Regions from separate parts of the Mus musculus genome. Here regions 2, 3 and 4 are each linked to region 1. A link is a loop called in an ENCODE intact Hi-C map of the cell type or tissue named here. Cell type or tissue: left cerebral cortex. All regions are shown on one strand. Links, peaks and the distances in the headings refer to the core of each region. The heading gives the core; the rest is flanking DNA. Region 1 has its middle 9.9 kb from the start of Gm34552. Region 2 has its middle 24 kb from the start of Gm39473. Region 3 overlaps Kcnh5 (potassium voltage-gated channel, subfamily H (eag-related), member 5). Region 4 has its middle 170 kb from the start of Gm39473.

Region 1 (4,751 bases), core at 389-4,388:
CCTCACTCTTTTTTTTAGAGAGACTCCTGTCTCTGACAGCTGTTATGTCTCTACAAACTGCTGATCTGCCTTTATTGGAGACTCAGCAAAAACAAACAAACAAAAAAACCAAATGATACACAGAGGTAGGATAACAATAAGAGTCCTTTGAAAATTGTGGGCAGCACTAAGGGAAAGCAAGGCAATTAAGCTCCCCAGATGAGCATCCTTTCAGATCTTAGAGCTGAAGGGAAGAGCAGGGGGCAGGGTGAAGCTAGGAGACACTGGAGAGAACTGAGGCTATCTCATGAGAGATCTCATGTGATAGGTTCTTCACAGTACAGTAGCCCTGGTCCAAGCCAAGGCCAGCCTACAAGGGAGCCAGGTCACATAGACTGTAATTGGCTCATGTGTTCACATTCGCTCTCCCAGGGCTGAGAAGTCAGCAGGCAAAGGAGGTTGGAGGATGTAGCCCACAGGAAGACAGAAAGGCAGAGATGACATCTGGAAGCAGCAACAGAAGATTCCTCAGCACAAGAAGGCCTGTCACCTCTTGCCCACCAGTTTCTCAGTTTTATAGACTGGTTAAAACAGGAAATGGGCTCTGAGGAGACTGCCTCAGATCAGAGCATCCGATATCAGGTACTTAGGCAATAAATATCTGTGAAAGGAAGAGAAGGAAGTAGAGCTGACCACAGAAGGTGAGCGGTAACACCCTACCACGAAAGCCCCTCAGCTAATCTCCTGGGAGCCATGGGTCTGGGCTGACCCTTTAGAATTCTCTGGAGCTGAGGTCTAAGAATTTTGTTGGCCAGTCATTCATGTAGGCTGAATATTTAAACTTAGTATTACATCGGTTCCTAATGTTTTCCTATCTCCTGAGTAGTTGCTTAAGTCTCTTTTGGAAGAGACTGGGACATTTATTCTTGGTAAAGGTACTGCATTCTTCCTCCCGGAGGACTGGTGTCTCCTTCATCAGTAGCTTCTTGTTGTAGAGCCTGGCTCAGATCTGGAGACTGGAGGACAGCCTTCCAACTCTTGGGTTTCCTCTGGTGATACAGCTAGACTATCTGTGTGGACTGGCATCTGGCGCTCTCTCAGGGAGCTGCTATTGAGTGGCCATGTCCATAGGCCTGGCTCTCTCTTGTCTGTACTTTGTTGTCACAAATTATAATAATTTATATGCCTTCTTCTTGTTAAGTTCTGGGCAACATGGCATCCACCATTCCAAAGATGAAGAATGCTTTTGGTATTGGTAAGCCTTAGGAATCAATTGTTGCACTAGGCTATGGCCTATGTGGAGATACCATGACCAAGCTATTGCCCATTGAACTAGAAGTTTCTTATTGCTTTGTTATCATATAACCTTCCTATGAAACAGAGCATCCTGTTAGATTTTCTGGCTTTGCATTCCCATTTTGATAATCCCATCTTCATACTTTTGCATCTCCCCTGCCATTGCCTTAAGGTAATTATGATGTTATTTCACTGTGGGCCCATAACCATGTTCATGTTCTGAGAAGGTATCTTAGTCACATGTCTGCACCGTTTCCAAGGTATCCTTGCCAAGGTTATGCTGTGTCATAACAAATTGCTCTCAATTTCATAAGTGTTTATTCAAATTTGTTTTATCCATCTTGGTCTAGAACATTCAAAACCTTGCCCTATTTCTAGGTTTCTGGCCACTTCCACATCATGCAGTTATTTCAGGGTAAACTCCCCTCTTTATTTCACCATGTTCTCAACTGAGTTATGCTGTGACTTAACAATATTTATCGACCAAGTGGGAAGGAAGGATCGGGGCAAATCTTGAGAGGGCATATGTTCCATTGTGTGAACAGGATCTCTATCGTGGTCCTTAAGCAAACTGAGTGACATCCCATAACTGAGGGGTTGAGCCACGTTCGTAGGCACAGGATTGCATGGGTCTGGAGACTCGAGATCTTGTAGTCCATTAGCCTGATGTCCCTGTCCCATGTGTCTGCATCCTGTTCTTTTCTTGTCTATACTTTGATTGTGGGAGAGCAGTTTTCTTCCTTGGCTTTCATCTTCTGTGGACACTGGTTGTTCCACTGCGGGGTTCACAGCTTTTTCTGCTCCCCTTCTGAGGCGATAAGAATCTATTTTGCCACCAAGTATTTTGCCTTTTATATTTAGCCATTGTCAATTTATTCATCTCAGCTTTTTGTGATTTCTTTTCTAGGGCATCAACAGATGGCAGTAGCTACCGAATTCTACTGTCCTTATGGTAGCTATTTCCTCAAAATCTATGCATCCCAGCCACTTTAGTTCCAGAAATTATGCTATTCTCTGGGGGCAGAAAGTAACAGACATTTGTTCAAATGTTTCTCAGACCTACTCTGCATCCCAGGTGCTGTTCCAGGTGCTCAGGGCAGAGTCATCCACGCAGCATACAGAAAGTGCTGTACTCAAGAGTCGCTGATACAGCAGAGAGGCACTGTCCTCACTCTGTGCACAGTCCTAGACTTCTCACCCTTAAAGGCAGGAGAGGTTGTCAGAAACTCTCACCTTGGCATTTCTGCCATTTGGCATCGCTCCTTGGACTGAGGGCTTGCAAAGTGATCCCCCTGGAAAGCTGGCTGTAAGGTGAGAGAGAGGAGTTCAGAGGCTTATTAAAGGCTTATTAAAGGATGCTTTTGGTAATGGCCTTGAGATTGTTCCTTGTGGACAAAATGGAGAGAGGGGAAGAAGGAGGAAAGGATGGAGGGGATGTGAGTGAAACAGAGACAGAGAGACACAAAGAGTCTCTGATGAGCTCTGATAATAGCATGGTTCTGCTGAGGCCTGTATGGACCCACACTGATCTGACTTTAGGTATGGGCTGTACTCAATCGAGGTCTGGCTCTAGCGGACCTCCCTTCCCCACAGGTTATCCACTCTCTAGAGCAGGCTGGCAGCAGGACTTGTCCTTCCTTCCTGAGGGAGGATCTGGGTGGTGACAGGTCCACAGGGACATCTTCTCCATCCAAACATGCCCAACTCTAGGGTGGGCGAGCAAGCTGGCCGGAGAAGGAGAAACAACATGGAATCATAGGGGTGAGAAAGCTTGGGAGACGAGCCACGTGGGTACAGTGCTTTCTGTATGAAGGGTGCATACATAACTTTCTGCGTGATGGGTGCATACATAAGCACTCCGTGCTCAGCACCTGGCATGTGGAATGGGCTCTAGAAACATTTGAACAGACAGATCCTGACAGAGTGGGGACTATATGTTTCTACCCCTTTTAATGAGAGGCTATTTCTTCTAAATAAGACATTAAAATTGACATATTATGGCCTTAATGTTAAAATGATTGGATTTTGATGTTAGTTAATTAGTATTTATCAAGTAGTGTTAAACTGGAAAAAAATAATTGCTCTCTTTTCCTGAGACATACTCACATAAACAACAGTTTTGTTCCTAACTCACATTTTTTTTGGACATGTATGTGTGTGCACACGTCTGTTTTCTTTCATAGATCTGGTGGCATGCCCTCAATGGAAAGCACTTACTTTGTCCAAGGTGTTAAAATATCTGAACTCTTTTTGGGGGAAGCTAAATAATAACATTGTGTAATTAAAGGGAGGACACACACACAAACCAGTATAGAATATGTTTTCTTTAGGCTAGATATTGTCAAACTAATAGGAGTTTATAGCAAAAAAAAAAAAAAAATCACTTCAAAATACATTACTAAAGCCAAATCACACCTACACACACACACACACACACACACACACACACACACACACACACTGTTTTTCATTATTGCAACATTATAGATGGAAATACATACACATGTGAATATACATTATATAATAACATGTAACATTGAGTTTTGACAGTTTACAGATTTGTTCACTCACATTCTTGTGGAATTGAAAGTTTTAATGGATGGCAGGGTTCATAACTGTAGTACAGGTGTGGTTCACACCTCTGGTCCATCTTAGTAAGGTAGGCAGAAATCACGTCTGGGGTCTGGGCATCTTAGCTGCCATTGTACAAGATGTCTCTGTGTGGTGTTGCTATCCTGAGGCTGCTCATCATCACCTTGTAGCTGCCTTCCTACTCGACCCTCCAAAGAGTATTCTTTGGTGCTTTAGCTCTATGAGTCCAGTGACAACCACACAGGTCACCCTTATGAGGACAGCTATCTTGGTCCACTGTCCCCACTCAATTACTTGGGTAAATGCATCTCTATGAAGTGAACTGTCGTCCAAGATTCCACTAGCAAAGAAATATGAAAATGTGGGCAGCCGCAGACAGCGTGCCCGGTGCCTCTGCTGTCTCAGGCTTTTAGAACATGTCTCAGGCTTTTGTATGTTCTTCCCTGGCTCACCGACAGTTTCCCCCTCAAATACTCCATCCTGTGTCTGCGGCACCTTCTGGATGTTCCAGGACAACAGAATTTACTGTGTGTACTTACTTCTCATCCCTGCCCCTGTGTGTGTGTGTGTGTGTGTGTGTGTGTGTGTTTGTGTGTGTGTGTTTGTATGTGTGTGAGATATGTGTATGTTTGTATACACTTTCAGTCTAGGAGTTATTTTCCTTCTAAAATGGAAGCTTTGTTAGAGTTTAGCTACTTGGGGAATGATATAAGTCTTTATTGAAAATAGATTTTTTTCATACCATATATCCTGATTGTGACTGCTCCCCCAACTCCTCTTATTTCCTCCCTATATCCCCACCCACACAAATATACACCTTTTTAAAAATCTCTCATTAGATTACAAATGAGCATTAAAAAATGAGATTGTAAAAAACTCAGAAA
Region 2 (4,751 bases), core at 329-4,328, 520 kb after region 1:
AACTTTTCATGCAATATTCTTAGATTATATCTTTCCCCTTTCCCAAATATCCCAGATGCTCCCTGCTTCTCTACCAACCCAACTTCATGTGCTTTGTCTCTTAAAAATTAAAAAAAAAATTAGAAAAGGAAAAGCAAAACAAAACAAAAAATAAAACCAGAAAAAAAACACCAGACCCTCCCTCCCCCCCCCCCAAAATAATGCACACACAAAAAACATGGAGCCCCTTTTAATCAAAATTGAAAGTTAATTTCTACCTTGGATATTTTGAAATATTGTTTTAATTGCTACTAAACTACAGAGACTAAGTCAGAGACCATACAAGGGGAAAGTCAAAGCAACAATGGGATGGGAAACAGGATAATGATACTGTATAGACTTTGAATAGACAGAGGAGAGGGCATGATAACCAAGGGAAAGCAATGGGGAGAGGAGAGTAGTGTGGCCCATGGAGCAGGAAGATACTAGTATAACAATGGACACACAGCACAATATTGAACTGGAGACGATGCTCTTGATCAGTGGGATCTTTGAAGGCTAACAGGTTCAATCTCATATTAACTAAGAAATTGATGCCTACTGATGATTTTCAAAAAGAGAATTAATAGGAAGAAGTTCATCTTAGAGAAGATTAATTGTATTTAAGATGGCAAAGAGTTGGCTGACCAGTAGATGAAACTTGGACTTTAAGTCATTTGATGTAGATAAAGACCAAACTGGTGGGTAGATATGTTGAGAATTCGGAGTAGGCATGAGAAAGCTCTTAAATTAAGAATTCAGCAACTACCTGACTGTTCAGTTCTTGACACTGGGGACTAATCATTCCATCTTAGTTAAAAGGCACTAAATATAAATCAATGGAATTGATTAATTTAAAATACAATGACTGGCAAGAGCTGGGACATTGATTTAAGTTTTAAAATATGACATATTGAGAAGTTTTTAAAGACCGAGTTTTATTTAATTTTCTCAATCGATGCCTTAGAGATGTTTATTTTCATCTCATTTTCACTTAAATGGAAATACAGATTACAATATTTACAACAAACAATCTTTTTTTCCTCCTAGTGCAGAGAGTCAAACTCAGAGTCTCACAAAGGAGAACAAGTGAGTGCACTTCCAGTGAAATTTGTATATTTGCTAAAGGATGTGGGTAGATGTTCTGAAAAACACGAAAAGTATACAAAGGAAGTGGCAATACCAAGTTATAGTATACAGACATTTTAAAATAGTACAGTATAACACATAAAAAATAGTCCTATTCTCTATCCATTGCATAAGGATGTAAAGGGTATTTTAGTTGTTTAAAGTTAGTTTGGATTGATCATAAAAATCAAGAGTCCAGATTAAATGCCAGCACCAAAGTACCCCAAGTAAATTTTGTTCTGTATTTATAGAACTGTGAATACTGTATTCTCATGAGAAGAACAATCCGGAGTCTGAACAAACAGTCCCTCGCAGAGGATAAAGCTTGAGAGTGACAAGATGCCGACAGATTATGACAGCTGCTGTGCTGCCTGACCTGGAACATTTATGCAGTTTCTAAAAGTGCATAGGAAGCACATTTTATCATCGCATCCAGGGCATCAACCTTATATTTTGAGGTGTTCATTACCCACAATCCCATGGGCTCTGGGAAGACATCAAAACTGGAGTTCATTAGTTAACATTTTAAAAGGACACGATTTGAAGATGCTCCCCCCAGGTGCCCTGATTTCAGCAAATTTTGCTTCATATGCCAAGTGCTGAAAACAGCTAACACCACTATTATTATCCACAAGGAAATCCACCCACCACGCGGACCTGTGCCAAGGAACCAGTCTGAAATGCTGACAGCATCGCAAGGCTTTCCAACTGCAGGGACACGGAAGCAGCTGCGGTTTTCCTCACCAACGCAGATGGCAAAAAGGGAGTGTGTTTGTTGGTACTCAAGAGGGTGGTTACAGGATGGGAAAGCCGGAAAGAACTTCTGCAGATGTACCCAGCCATGCAGCAGTTAGTTCCAAATACTAGTTACTTGCCTCTCACATCTCCCACCTGCTCCTTGTCTGATTGCTCGTTCTCGAATCCTTCAGTTACCATCTACCCAATGATCCATGCTGTAAAACTGCAAAATTTGGATTTTCCTGTCCACTGTCCATCAGAGTGAGAAAACTTCAACTCCATCCTTCACCTCTGGCTCACACCTATACTCCCCTGCCCTCACATTTCTCTAGATGCCTGCTGGAGGGTTTCCTTAGGTTTGTGTTTGATCTTAATGAATTATTAAGACAGTATTCTATCTTTAGTAATGATGTGATGATGTGTTAGAGAGACTTGATGTTGGAAAACCCAAACCATTAATTTAGAAAATAAAAAATAAAAATGAGCAGTTGGAATCATTTCTATGTGGCGTTCAAATCCAGAATCAATATTGAACTTAACAGAATATTGGCAGACAGATTATTTAATTAGATAACCCAAACATTGCTAGAGCCTGGGAAGCTGGCTGTTGGCAAAACCCTGGCAGAAAAAGCATGAAGATCTGAGTTCAGATCCCCAACACCCACAAAAAGCTGGGTGTAGTTATAATTATACCTGTTTGTAATCTTAGTACTGAGGAGGTGGAGACAGAAGGAGCCCTTGACTTTCTGGCCAACCAGTCTAGACAAGTCAGTGAACTCCAGTTTCAGTGAGAGACCTAGCCCCAAAATGAAAGAAAGCAACTGAGAAAGACAGCTGATGTTAACTTCCAACCTCCACACACATGTGCACAGACACACACACGCCCCCAACCCACACACATGCCCCACTCACCCACACATGTGAGCATACACACACCCACACGCACGCACACATGCTCACATGGGTACACACACACACACACAGTGCTAAGTTATTTTAGAGAAAAAGATTGAGGCTGAAGAGACAGAAGTGGGGTTAAAGGATGCTACCTGCTCCATATAATGTACTTGTCAATGATATGCCTATCACACTCTCCTGCCTTATGCACTTGGACATTCAGCAAGCGTAAGATCTCAGAGGAGTCATCTTCAGAAAATTAAGATGTGAGCTTGGCTTTTAATTTTGGAGGTTGATACAAGCAGCGATCTCCTTACTTCAATACCAAAGAAATACATTGTTTCCCCTGAAAATGAAGTCTCTCCTGAGGAATTCAGATCCAGCCTGAGTGACAGCTTGGGAGGGGGTCTATTGACTGCTGCATACCTCTCCACAGAGACCACTGTTTCCGGCCCTATCAGGGGCCAGGCCTATTGCTATGTGACAGTCACCTTGGAGACACAGCAAGAGCAGCTTCCCCCCAGTGGCCTTTTCTTCAGTTCCTCACTTTGAAAGCCACTTATACTTGAATGTATTATTTAATCTGGTGAAAAATGCATCAGTCTTCCAGACCTTCAGAGCTCATACAGGTTTTAAAAGGTCTGGAAATCTTTCTAAAACTAAAATAGCCCTGTCCTTGACAGGGCGATGCATGGTGTTCTTATCACGACCATCGGCAGCGAGCCTGAGTTAAACAATTAAATAAACAGTTTGTGAATTTAGGTTTCATGATGCTCCACTCCTCACCAAGGAGCTTAAAGGGGCCTCGAATGTTGTAAAGCAATTATCCTCCCACCACTCTTAAAAAGAAGTACAAAATTGCTATAGTCATAGCCTCGAATCGTGTTAAATCCCAGTTGAAAAATAACTAGCAAAGGAAAGGAAAATAGCCTGACCCAGCTTAAAGAACAAAACCCAAAGCCTTGAACAAATGCCGAATGTCCTCACAAAGGGAAGAAACTGACTGTGCCAACTGAATCAAAGATTCCCAATTCAATTAATACATTTAAACAAGACCCGCAGAATTTGCATGTAAGTTTTTGGTACTTTTAAGCTATAGAATCAAGCCACAGATAGGCAGAGAGACAAAGGCTTGTGGTTATTCTGTGCTAAGCCATGCTACCTAGGTTTCAAGTACATTTCACAGAATTCTCGTCTCTGTGTGAAATGGAATCCCAAAGATATTCAGAGTCTCATTTAGATTGGAGATTAACTCTGTTTCAGACAGTGCAGTGCAATTTGTGTATATTGTTGTGGCTATGCTACCCCTATCGACATCTTTCTTGTTACTACCTTGGAAGTCCACATCTTTTAAGAGTTATTTTTACTTGTATCTATGTGTGGTAGTTTTTAATGGAAAAGATCCCCATTGACTTATATGTTTAAATTCTTGGTTCCCAGTTGGTTGACCTATTTGGAAAAAATTAGGTGTGGCCTTGTTGGGGAAGGTATGTCACTAGGGATAGGTTTTTAAGGTTCCAAAAGACTCTCAAGCCACTCCTCCTCCTCTGCCTCCTGCTTGTAGATCAAGATGTGAGCTCTCGGCTGCTCCTGCCATTATGTCTTTGCTCTGCCATAATAGACCCTGACCCTTTAAAACAGTAAGCTCCAAAGATACTCTTTCTTCTATAAGTTGCCTTGGTGGTCCTGGAATTTTATCACAGCAAGAGACGAAATGATTAAGGCAACATGTGAGTGTCTGTATTTGTATGCCACATTTATGTGGTTACCCTCAGAGGCCAGAAAAATTTATTGGTTCCTGTAGAGCTATAGTTATAATCAGTTATGAGCTGTCCAATGTGGGTGCTGGGAGCCAAACTTTAGTCCTCTGGAAGGGTACTCTTATCTACTGTACTGTGTCTCCAGCAGGGGCTTCTAGTTTTGAACTTGATATATTCTTTGGGCACAGTATCAACTTGTCTTTCAAGTCT
Region 3 (4,751 bases), core at 317-4,316, 750 kb after region 1:
AATTAGCAAAGAGATTACCCACCTCTTGATTTAACAAAAACAAATCTGTTATTCTCAACAACCGCTGGAGAACTGAACTGCTGTGATACTAACAGCACTAACAGCCTTTGAGAGTGAGTTTCATGAATGCGAACAAAATGTCAGATTCATTCACAAATACACAGATGTGGAACACTGGAAAAGACCTGACTAAATTGTTAAGGTAATAGCTACTCCCAGAACTATAGATGTCACTCCAGATGGGAAATATGCCAAAACTACAAAGAGACAATTTGAAGTCATAAAAGTATGAATGAAAACATATATTGAGAAGAACAAAAAAAAAATCAATTCAGGCTGAACAAATAGATTTTCCACGTTGGGCAAGCCTAGAATTGAATGAGTTTTAAGTTTAAAAACTTCCCCAATAGCAGATAACAGAGATGCATTATTATCCTAGAGACATGGGAATTAGCTGAGATACCTTAGGAATGGGCCAAAACTACATAACTATTTCCACTAAATTGAAACAGCCTTTGTGGAAAGAGGACAGAGTCTAAGATTCAGGAAGCTCAGGAAACTTAGAAGGTGCAGGAAGTTCATGAAACTCACTTGAGAATCTCAGGAAGTTACAAGATTTATAAGGTCCTTTCAAAGGTTATAAAGGCAGTACGAAATTTCTGGAGAAAGTAGACTCTTCAAAGACGTTGTCTGCAAGATGAGCACTGAGATGCAGAGCTGCAGTTTTCTGGAATCAGCGCACATACAAAGATGGGATTTCTAGTGAAAAAGATGCTGTCTTTGAGTCACTAGTGCTGCTATAATTAACTCAAACAATCTCAAACCAGACATGAGAGCAATCATTCCTTTAGGCAGTCCTCAGTGCCATATATGAGATGAAAAGATTTGTGTTTACATTCTCCCAAGGAAAACTAAATTACATTCATAATTTCTCCTTAAAGATTTCTCTGGTACTCACTCACAAAAGATCATATGGTTAAATTATTAGACAAAGTCAACATGCAACTTAGCATTCGATGGTAAGAACATAAGAATCAGAAAAGAAAACACCACAAAAGGATAAAAGGACTCAAATGGAGAAACTGGATTAGCTACCACTAAAATCTCTAAATATTGTTGCATCACATTAAAATTTTAAGAGGCTCTCCCCACAATAAAACAAGCACAATAAACACAAAACACAACACATGCAAACACACACACACATGCACATCAAAGAAAGAGAAAGAAAGAGATGGAAAGATAAACACTCTCAGGGAGAGGGGGAGGGGGGAGAGGGAGGGAGAGGGGGATGGGGAGAGAGAGGAGGGAGAGGAAGGGGAGGGGGAGGGGAAGGGGAGGGGGAGGGGGAGGGGGAGAAAGGAGAAACTTTAAATTCTTGTCCATGATGGATGGACAGAACATACTCAATTCTGATACCAGCAGTGGAATATTTTTGCTTAGTTTCCTTAGTAGTATTAAATGAAGAAAAAACAAGATTACAAACATCTGCAGTGTTCATATTTTATATTCTGTACATACATGTGTAATAAAGCCTGGAACTGTTCAAGGTATACCACTTCATGAGTCTGAAAGACTTTTATAACCCTCTAAGTTTATCTGAAGGGAAATATGCCACAAAAGCACTACAGACTGCAGAACTAAGAAGAATATTAAAATACATTTCCTTGGAACAGTCTGGCTATAGAAGCTGGACTCACACAGAGGCTTAAACAGAAATGTAAAGCCAATTGGCACGAAGATGCTAAGTACCAGAATAGATGAAAAGATGTCTATTCATGCACTGAAATGAGATAGCAGAAACTCAAGGAAGAAGGTGGCCAGGCTTAAAACTAATCAGGGACTGAAAACAAGAGGGTAGGAAATCTAGATCTTGCAGATATAGTCAGCCACACATAACATAGAAAAATAAAATAAAATCAACTATGAATCAATGGCATTTTGAAAACCCAAATGAAATTGTGTGAGAATTTCCAACAGAGGTACGAACAGATGGGTACAAACACCTACTTAACCTAGATAGAGAACTGATGATATGTATGGATACCACCACAGTCTAACTTGGTGAATCAATGGATTTTATTGGAGTTACTTACAGGAATATAAAGGAGCTATCATTTAGAGGAGCAGAAATGACTCAACAACAGCTGTATCACCAATATCACATCGTAGCATGGATGATACACTACAAAATTTATTTAATAAATTGATTTAATAAAATGGCTTACAGGCTACAGTCCAAATAGTCCAAAAATGACTGTCTACAAACAGAGAGTCCAAGAATCTAATAGTTGCTCAGTCCATTAGGCTGGATGTCTCAGCAGGTCTTCAGTAGATGCCAGAATCCTAAAGGAGCAGGATCGCATGCCAGTGAAGGAATGGACTTGTCAGGGAGAGCCGAAACAAGCAGGCAAAAAGAGCAAGCCTCCTTCTTCCAATCCCTTTATAGAGGCTGGAAGCAGAAGGTGTGGCCCAGATGAAAGGTGGATCTTCCCACCTCAAAAGATTTGTATCAAAGGTGTATGTTTCCAGTTCAAGAGATTTGGATTAGAAGTGAGTCTTCCCACTTCAGATGATTTAATTAAGAAAAGTCTCTCAAAGGTGTATCCTGCCACTTGGGTTAATTCCAGATGGAGTCAACTTGATAACCAAGAATAGACATCAGAGTAGGGAATGTGGTTGATCTGGGAGGTTTGGAGGGGTAAATATTATCAAATTTTATATTAAATTCTCAAAGAACAAATAAAAGTAAAATGAAATACATTTCTACATGTATGTGGAAACAGTAAGCAATTTAGTCTTTGTTTTATATCCACTAGCGATATCTGTGCTAAGGAATGGTGCTGTGTTTTTACTTTTAAAGGGGGTACTCTAGCTTCTAGAGTCTAGACAGATTCTAGGATAAGAATAGCTATGGAAGAAAAAATATAGGGAACTACTTCAATGGTCCAAGCTACGGACAACATTGATTTGGTCTTAGATAGGAAGTTGTAGCTTGATGAACAAAGGAAATAAGAATGTGTTTACACTTCTACATTGTTTTTATTTTACTTTGATTATGTTAGGAAATGATATTCTAGGCTACCCTTCTTGAAAAAGAGACTGGCAAATTCTTTAATATTGAAATATGTACTTACTTGTGATCCTAGGCATTATTACAGAGAATTAAGAACTTAGGTTCATGCAAAACTATAACTGCATACATCCAAGCACCTTTATCTGTAATTCCTTCAAAGTAGAAACATTCTAAAGGAATCCAAGTTGATAAATCTCAAACCCACCTGCATATCAGAATGTATAATTGGGATAGGTACACTTAGAATTTGGCAGAATTCTCACATTGGTTCCCTGTCCCGTGGAGTGATGGCTATTACAGTTGGAGAGGCTAACTGGAAACCTTTAGAATTTTCTCTTTCAAGGAGAAGAGTAAATTGAATGAAAAAAAATGTTATCACATTCCTGGAGGAACTGTAGAAATTAGTGCAACCATCAAGAACTTGAAAGATACAGGGGTGATGGCTCCCGATACATTTCCCATTAACATTTTTATCTAGCCATCGAGACAGATGGATCATGGAGAATAACAGTTGAACATTGAAAGCTCAATCAAGTAGTGACTCTAATTACAGCATTTATACCAGATGTGGTATCCTTACTTGAGCAGATTAACACATCTCCTGGTACATGGTATGCATGAATCTATGGATCTAGCAAATGCCTTTTTCTCTGTACCTGTCCATAAAGGCCACCAAAAGCAACTTGTTTTTAGTTGGCAAGGCCAGCATTACACCATTACAGTTTTTCCTAAGGATATGTTAACTTTCCAGCCCTGTGTTATAACTTAGTTGGAAAAAACTTTGCTTGTCTCTTTCTTCTACAAATTTCACATTGGTTCATTATACTGACTACATTATACTAATTGGACCAAGTGAACAGGAGATATCAATGACTGTAAATCCATTGGTAACACACACACACACAATCCAATTAATCTTGAAGGACCTTCTACCTTGGTGAAATACTTAAGTCCAGTAGTCCAGTATATGGCACATGCAGAGACATTCCTTCCCAAGTGAAAGATAAGTTATTGTACTTAGTCCGTCCTACCACCAGGAAAGAAGCATGATGTTTAGTGGGCCTATAAGGATTCTGGAGACAATACATTCCTCACTTGGGTGTGTTACCCTGGCCCATATGCCAAGTGGCTCAGAAAGCTGTTAGATTTGAGTGGGCCGGGAATAGAAGGCTTATCAACAGGTCAAGGCTGCTGCACAGGATGCTCTACCACTTGGACCATATGATGCAGTAAATCCAGTGGTACCTGGGGTATCAGTGGCAGATAGGGATGCTGTTTGGAGGTTTTGGTAGGCCTCTACAGGTGAATCATAGAAGAGACATTTGGGATTTTGAAGGAAGGTTCTACCATCATCTGCAAACAACTCTTCTCCCTTTTGATAGACAGCTCATGGCCTGCTACTGGGCCTTAGTAGAAATAGAACATTTGACAGTGAATTACTGAAACCTGATCTGCCCATCATGGGCTTGATTTTATCTGACCCATCAAGCTATAAAGTAGCATGTTCACAGTAGTAATCAATTATCAAATGCAACTGGTCTATACATGATCAGACCCAAGCAGGTTCTGAAGGCACAAGCAAGTCATATGAAAAAGTTGTCTATGGTTTCTACTCCTGTTACAACCAATGCTGTCTGCTGCCAGGAGTGCACCTGTAAGTTCATGTGCCCCATGG
Region 4 (4,751 bases), core at 533-4,532, 330 kb after region 1:
AAGCCTGTTACACTGAATGGAATATTGCAGGCCTGGCACTGAAGACCTGTGGCTGAAGAGATCATGGATCCTAAATTCTGACCTTCTTCTATCATGCTGCTAAAGTGGTACAGTCTCCAACTGCTCTCTTGATGCTCATCCTGATACATGTAGGGAAGCAATGCTCTCACATCTTGTCAGGGAAGTTTCTTTTTGTGGCAGTAGAGCACTCCACATCTGTCCAAACTGAAGGATATAAGCAGCTGTAGAGTTCTCAACCACAATGGGACATCTGCAACACAACCCTTATACTTAAGGCTCCAGGAACTCCATAAAAGAGAGAACAGGTGGATTGCAAGAGCCTGGGCATCAAAAGAACTGCTTCATGGTAGCACAGAACTCTTCCAGACAGACGGAGATGTGCCGATGGACTCTCAGCAATATGATTGTCTGCAGAAGACCTGCAAAAACCTCACCAGATGACATGCCAACATGAATGAAGGAAAATTTTCCAGGTCTCTGCTCATATATGAAGAGTTTTAGGCAGTTGATGGCTGCTGAGAGAGGAAGCACCTGTATTGTTTGTTGGTTTTGTTATTCCAGAGAGGAGGCTACAATTTTAAGTGGGGTGTGTGTGTGTGTGTGTGTGTGTGTGTGTGTGTGTGTCTGTGTAAAATAAATAACAGAAGAGGTCATGAATCTGAGAGGGAATGGAGGGGATGGAAGGAGTTGGAAGGTTGAAGGGGAAGGAAATTATGTAAATATCATATACTCATGTGTGGAACCTTTAAAAAATGAAAGATAAAAGCCTGGCATGCACGCACGCACGCACGCACGCACGCACACACACACACACACACACACACACAGACAGAGAGAGAGACAGAGACAGACACAGAGATATACACAGAGAGACATACAGAGAGAGGGGGAGAGACAGAGAGATACAGAGAGGGACATACAGAGAGAGAGAGAGAAGGAGGGAAAAGGAGAGACAAAGACAGAGAGATACAGAGAGAGACACACAGACACGGAGACACACCACTTTTATCCAATATAAAAATTGAATTTTGAATTACATTATGTAAAAATTTTTGAATTATAAATTGATTTTAAGACTTGGTTTTATGTGGCATAATTTGAATATGTATTAATTAAAACTCCATAGAAGTAGAGAAGTAATTTCTCAATATTGAAAAAGAAAAGATGGAAGTGATATATCTTGCCAACTTTCCATCAATATAACAAAACACGTAAGGAAATTTACCTGTAACGAGGAAACGGTCATTTCTGTGGGGCAGCACATTATGCTATACAGAATGATATAACAAAGTACTTACTTCATGAACCAGAAAGCAGAATTCAAGATAGAAATGGGCCAGGGCATCATAATCTCCCTTAATGGCATGAGTCCAATGATAAAGACTAGGCTTCTCTCCTGGCTTCTTAATGTCTCCCAGTGCCACCACTCTGGCATCCAAGACTTTTACATACAGGCTTGTGAGGGACACACATGATCCAGATGACAGTAAGATGTTTTATCAAATGAAGATTATACAAATCATTGCCTTTTATATCTTAGTACTTCAAATATGTCCAAGTACAGTATAAATCTAAATTCAGTCTATAATGTACAAGGCTGTATATTATTTTTTATTAAAACATTTTCAGAATTATATGCTATTCTACAGGTTATTTTTGGAAAGGAGTTTTAAACTAGATCAGAAAAGCTTTTGAAAGAATGTTTTTTTTTTTTTTCTTCACATAGGTGTATGTACTCTTGTGTGATTCAATGGTTTTCCTGTGATTTTGTAGCTGTCAACTTAAGAATGCTGATTACATTCTAGTAGATAAATGATATCAAAGGATTAAAGTTATTGATCAGTTGCAAGGAAATAATGTATCTATAGAATAAATGTGAACACATGAAACTTTATAAAACTAAAGAGGAGTATGAGATAAACATGGCATGCATGTATGAAAATGTCATAATGTCACCCACCATTTTGTATGCTAACTTACAAAAAAACAAAGAAAAACATATTTGGCTTAGATAAGAAATATAGAATTTCATTCTTATGTAAATTCACTTTATTTTTTTTCAAGGGTCATGCTTACAGAAAACAGAACAAGGCAGTAGTGGACAACACAAAAATTACCCATTTAAACATTCAGAAAGTGAATAGACAATAGAATCTTTCTCTTAAAATATTTAACTATCAATTGTATCAAACTGTAATAAACTACTAGTAAACAATATTGATTTAAAGTTCCTATTATCATACACTATTTTCGTAAGGATGAGCACAATATGTCAAGCCTGTCTCAGGGTTTCAATGAAGAAATATACTTGGTTTGCTTCAAGAATATAAAATATAGCTGGCCTTAATTTTGCTATTAAAGTGTGTACACCCTGAAGGAGAGAGAGAGAGAGAGAGAGAGAGAGAGAGAGAGAGAGAGAGAGAGAGAGAGAGAATCAAAAAATTTGTAGAACAGCTTATACTTTTACTAAATATAAAATTCTGTAACTGTATCTAAAAGTATGGGGGAAATTGTAAGACATAAGAATAATAGGAATGATTTATCATCATCTTGATGTGTGGTTCGAAGTTTTTATGACATATAAAGTAAAATAAAAACACAGGGGAAAAAAATAGCATGCCCCGATGTGCTGCAATAGAATTGCATAACTGGGTACCAGTGCAGCTCCATGGGTTTATAGCCTCACATCATGGAAACCATAGCAACAGCAGTAACCTCTTCTGCAGAACTGAAAATGCAAGTCTCTGGTGCCACTGCTCCATTAGAAGCAATGTAAGACACAACTCATTTTATTTTTTAAATAGATACATAAATCTTTTAAATAACTCATCAACAGAAGGCTGATAATGTCTCTCTTTAGAGTTCCTTCAGTATGATTCCACAGTATTAGACTGTGTCTGCCAATCTCACTGGATTCACACAGTGTTATATCCTTCTTCTCAAGTCTCCCCTCCCCACCTCTCTGAGTCCTGGGTTGTGGTTCTAGTTGTGGTTGTTAGAAATTGACAAATATCACCCATGTGTGGAGCCTTCCTCATCACCATCATCATTGTTGCTTATAGCCTTTGATTAACTGTTGAGTTGAAAAGCTCTCTTCACATTATCACCAAGAACATCTTCAGGCTGGCTGTAATTATGAAAGTGAGAGTTAAAACACAAACAAGAGACGAGTATTTAAACAAAGGATTCTAGTTCAGAATCGTCCAATGGTTTAATTTGTCACAGGTACCTAGGTAAAGCAAGATTCAAGGTCTCTTAGTATGGGTTGATTGTATGACTAGACATAGAATCTTTCAGGGTCTCCTTTGAATGAAGCTTACTACCAACCTTATTGGCCTTTGTGTGTGTGTGTGTATGTGTGTGTGTGTGTGTGTGTGTGTACATGTTGCGTGCATGCATTTAAATAGCACAGCTTTGCTAATGTTCCTAGTGTCTTCTTCCATTTCTCTTCAGTCTCTCCATTATCCTTATGCTAATCATATAATGATCCCTCAAGACTTGGCAGGTGCTACTTCTGCCTCCACCCTCCATTTACTCTTTATCCCATCCTCTATCACATCTCTTTGTCACAGCCATTAGAATTATTAGTGGACCCCACAAACTTTTCTATTAGACTTAAAGGTCCATCCAGTAAAAAAATCATATCAATTTTCTTACTTTATCTCCTAACCTATGCTGATCTTAACACATAAAGTATGCTCAGTAAATATTCCGTCAATTGGAAGACCATAAGCAGAAGTCAGTGCCCCAAAATTACAAGTGTTGTTAGAGACCACTCCAAAACAGTGGTTCCTAGACACCTATTTTCAGTTCAATGCTGGATGGATTAAAGAAGGTGGAAGAGGAGGAGGAGGAAGAGGAGGAAGAGGAGGAAGAGGAGGAGGAGGAGGAAAGAAAACTTGTAAAGGTTTGTATAGACAGATTTCTAGGCCTTTTTTCAAAGATTCTAAGTTAGAAGGTTGGAAATGTGTACAGAGATACACTTTTACAAGGTAACCCAACTGTTAGTTTCTTGGAAATGGTATTCAAGAAACAGATGCCCTGAACCCTCCTTCATTCAGACTTTCCTAAATAAACTGCACTCAATCTCAAGATCAGATGGATGTGTTAAGTCAAAGATAAGCTGTGTAGCTGTGTGGGAAGTTGACACAGAGCTATTTTGGAAAGTCCAAATCCCTTCTTCTAAAACTTCCTTCTCCCACCCCCTGAAATAGTTCAGAACAAGAGAAACTAGTACAGAGATGGTTGATATCTAGAGAGTTAACTTTTCCTGGAAATACCGTATTACAAATGTTTCACACCACATCTAGATATACAAATGTATTTCAAAACTTTTCAAACCTAATCAAATAAGATATTCAAAGCTTTATGTGTAACTGTAAGTGATTTTAAAAATGTGCTGTATCTGTGACGAAAGGATGGACCATCTAGTGATTGCCATATGCAGGGATCCATCCCATAATCAACTTCCAAATGCTGACACCATTGCATACACTAGCAAGATTTCCCTGAAAGGACCCAGATATAGCTCTCTCTTGTGAGACTATGCCGGGGCCTAGCAAACACAGAAGTGGATGATCACAGTCAGCTATTGGATGGGCCACACAGCCCCTAATGGAGGAGCTAGAGAAATTACCCAAGGAGCTAAAGGGAACTGCAACCCTATAGGTGGAACAACAATATGAACTAACCAGTACCCGGGAGCTCTTGTCTTTAGCTGCATATGTATC

The links. Hi-C counts contacts between places; a loop is a spot of excess contacts. Peaks named below come from ENCODE experiments on the same cell type or tissue, not always from the same donor. Only the 100,000 strongest peaks of a DNase experiment are listed, where the experiment ranks them.
Region 2: a loop joins it to region 1, with 5 times the contacts of the local background. A loop is called at or near these places in 2 of 42 quality-filtered maps.
Region 3: it touches region 1 in a loop (4-fold over the local background); 2 of 42 quality-filtered maps call a loop at or near these places.
Region 4: it touches region 1 in a loop (4-fold over the local background); 2 of 42 quality-filtered maps call a loop at or near these places.

What each region holds. Positions count from the first base shown.
Region 1 is chr12:74,324,679-74,329,429 of GRCm38, forward strand. No RefSeq gene overlaps it. Among named protein-coding and RNA genes, the nearest start is that of Gm34552, 9.9 kb to the left of the region's middle. In left cerebral cortex, for the core only: a CTCF peak has its summit at 2,193; a DNase peak (open chromatin) is centred at 2,159; H3K27ac peaks cover 601 bases.
Region 2 is chr12:74,847,302-74,852,052 of GRCm38, forward strand. No RefSeq gene overlaps it. Among named protein-coding and RNA genes, the nearest start is that of Gm39473, 24 kb to the left of the region's middle. In left cerebral cortex, for the core only: no CTCF peak of the experiment used is centred there; a DNase peak (open chromatin) is centred at 1,837; H3K27ac peaks cover 394 bases.
Region 3 is chr12:75,079,171-75,083,921 of GRCm38, forward strand. All of the region lies in intron 7 of Kcnh5 (potassium voltage-gated channel, subfamily H (eag-related), member 5), which reads right to left. Among named protein-coding and RNA genes, the nearest start is that of Kcnh5, 96 kb to the right of the region's middle. In left cerebral cortex, for the core only: no CTCF peak of the experiment used is centred there; a DNase peak (open chromatin) is centred at 1,869.
Region 4 is chr12:74,654,521-74,659,271 of GRCm38, forward strand. No RefSeq gene overlaps it. Among named protein-coding and RNA genes, the nearest start is that of Gm39473, 170 kb to the right of the region's middle. In left cerebral cortex, for the core only: no CTCF peak of the experiment used is centred there; DNase peaks (open chromatin) are centred at 2,733 and 4,116; H3K27ac peaks cover 574 bases.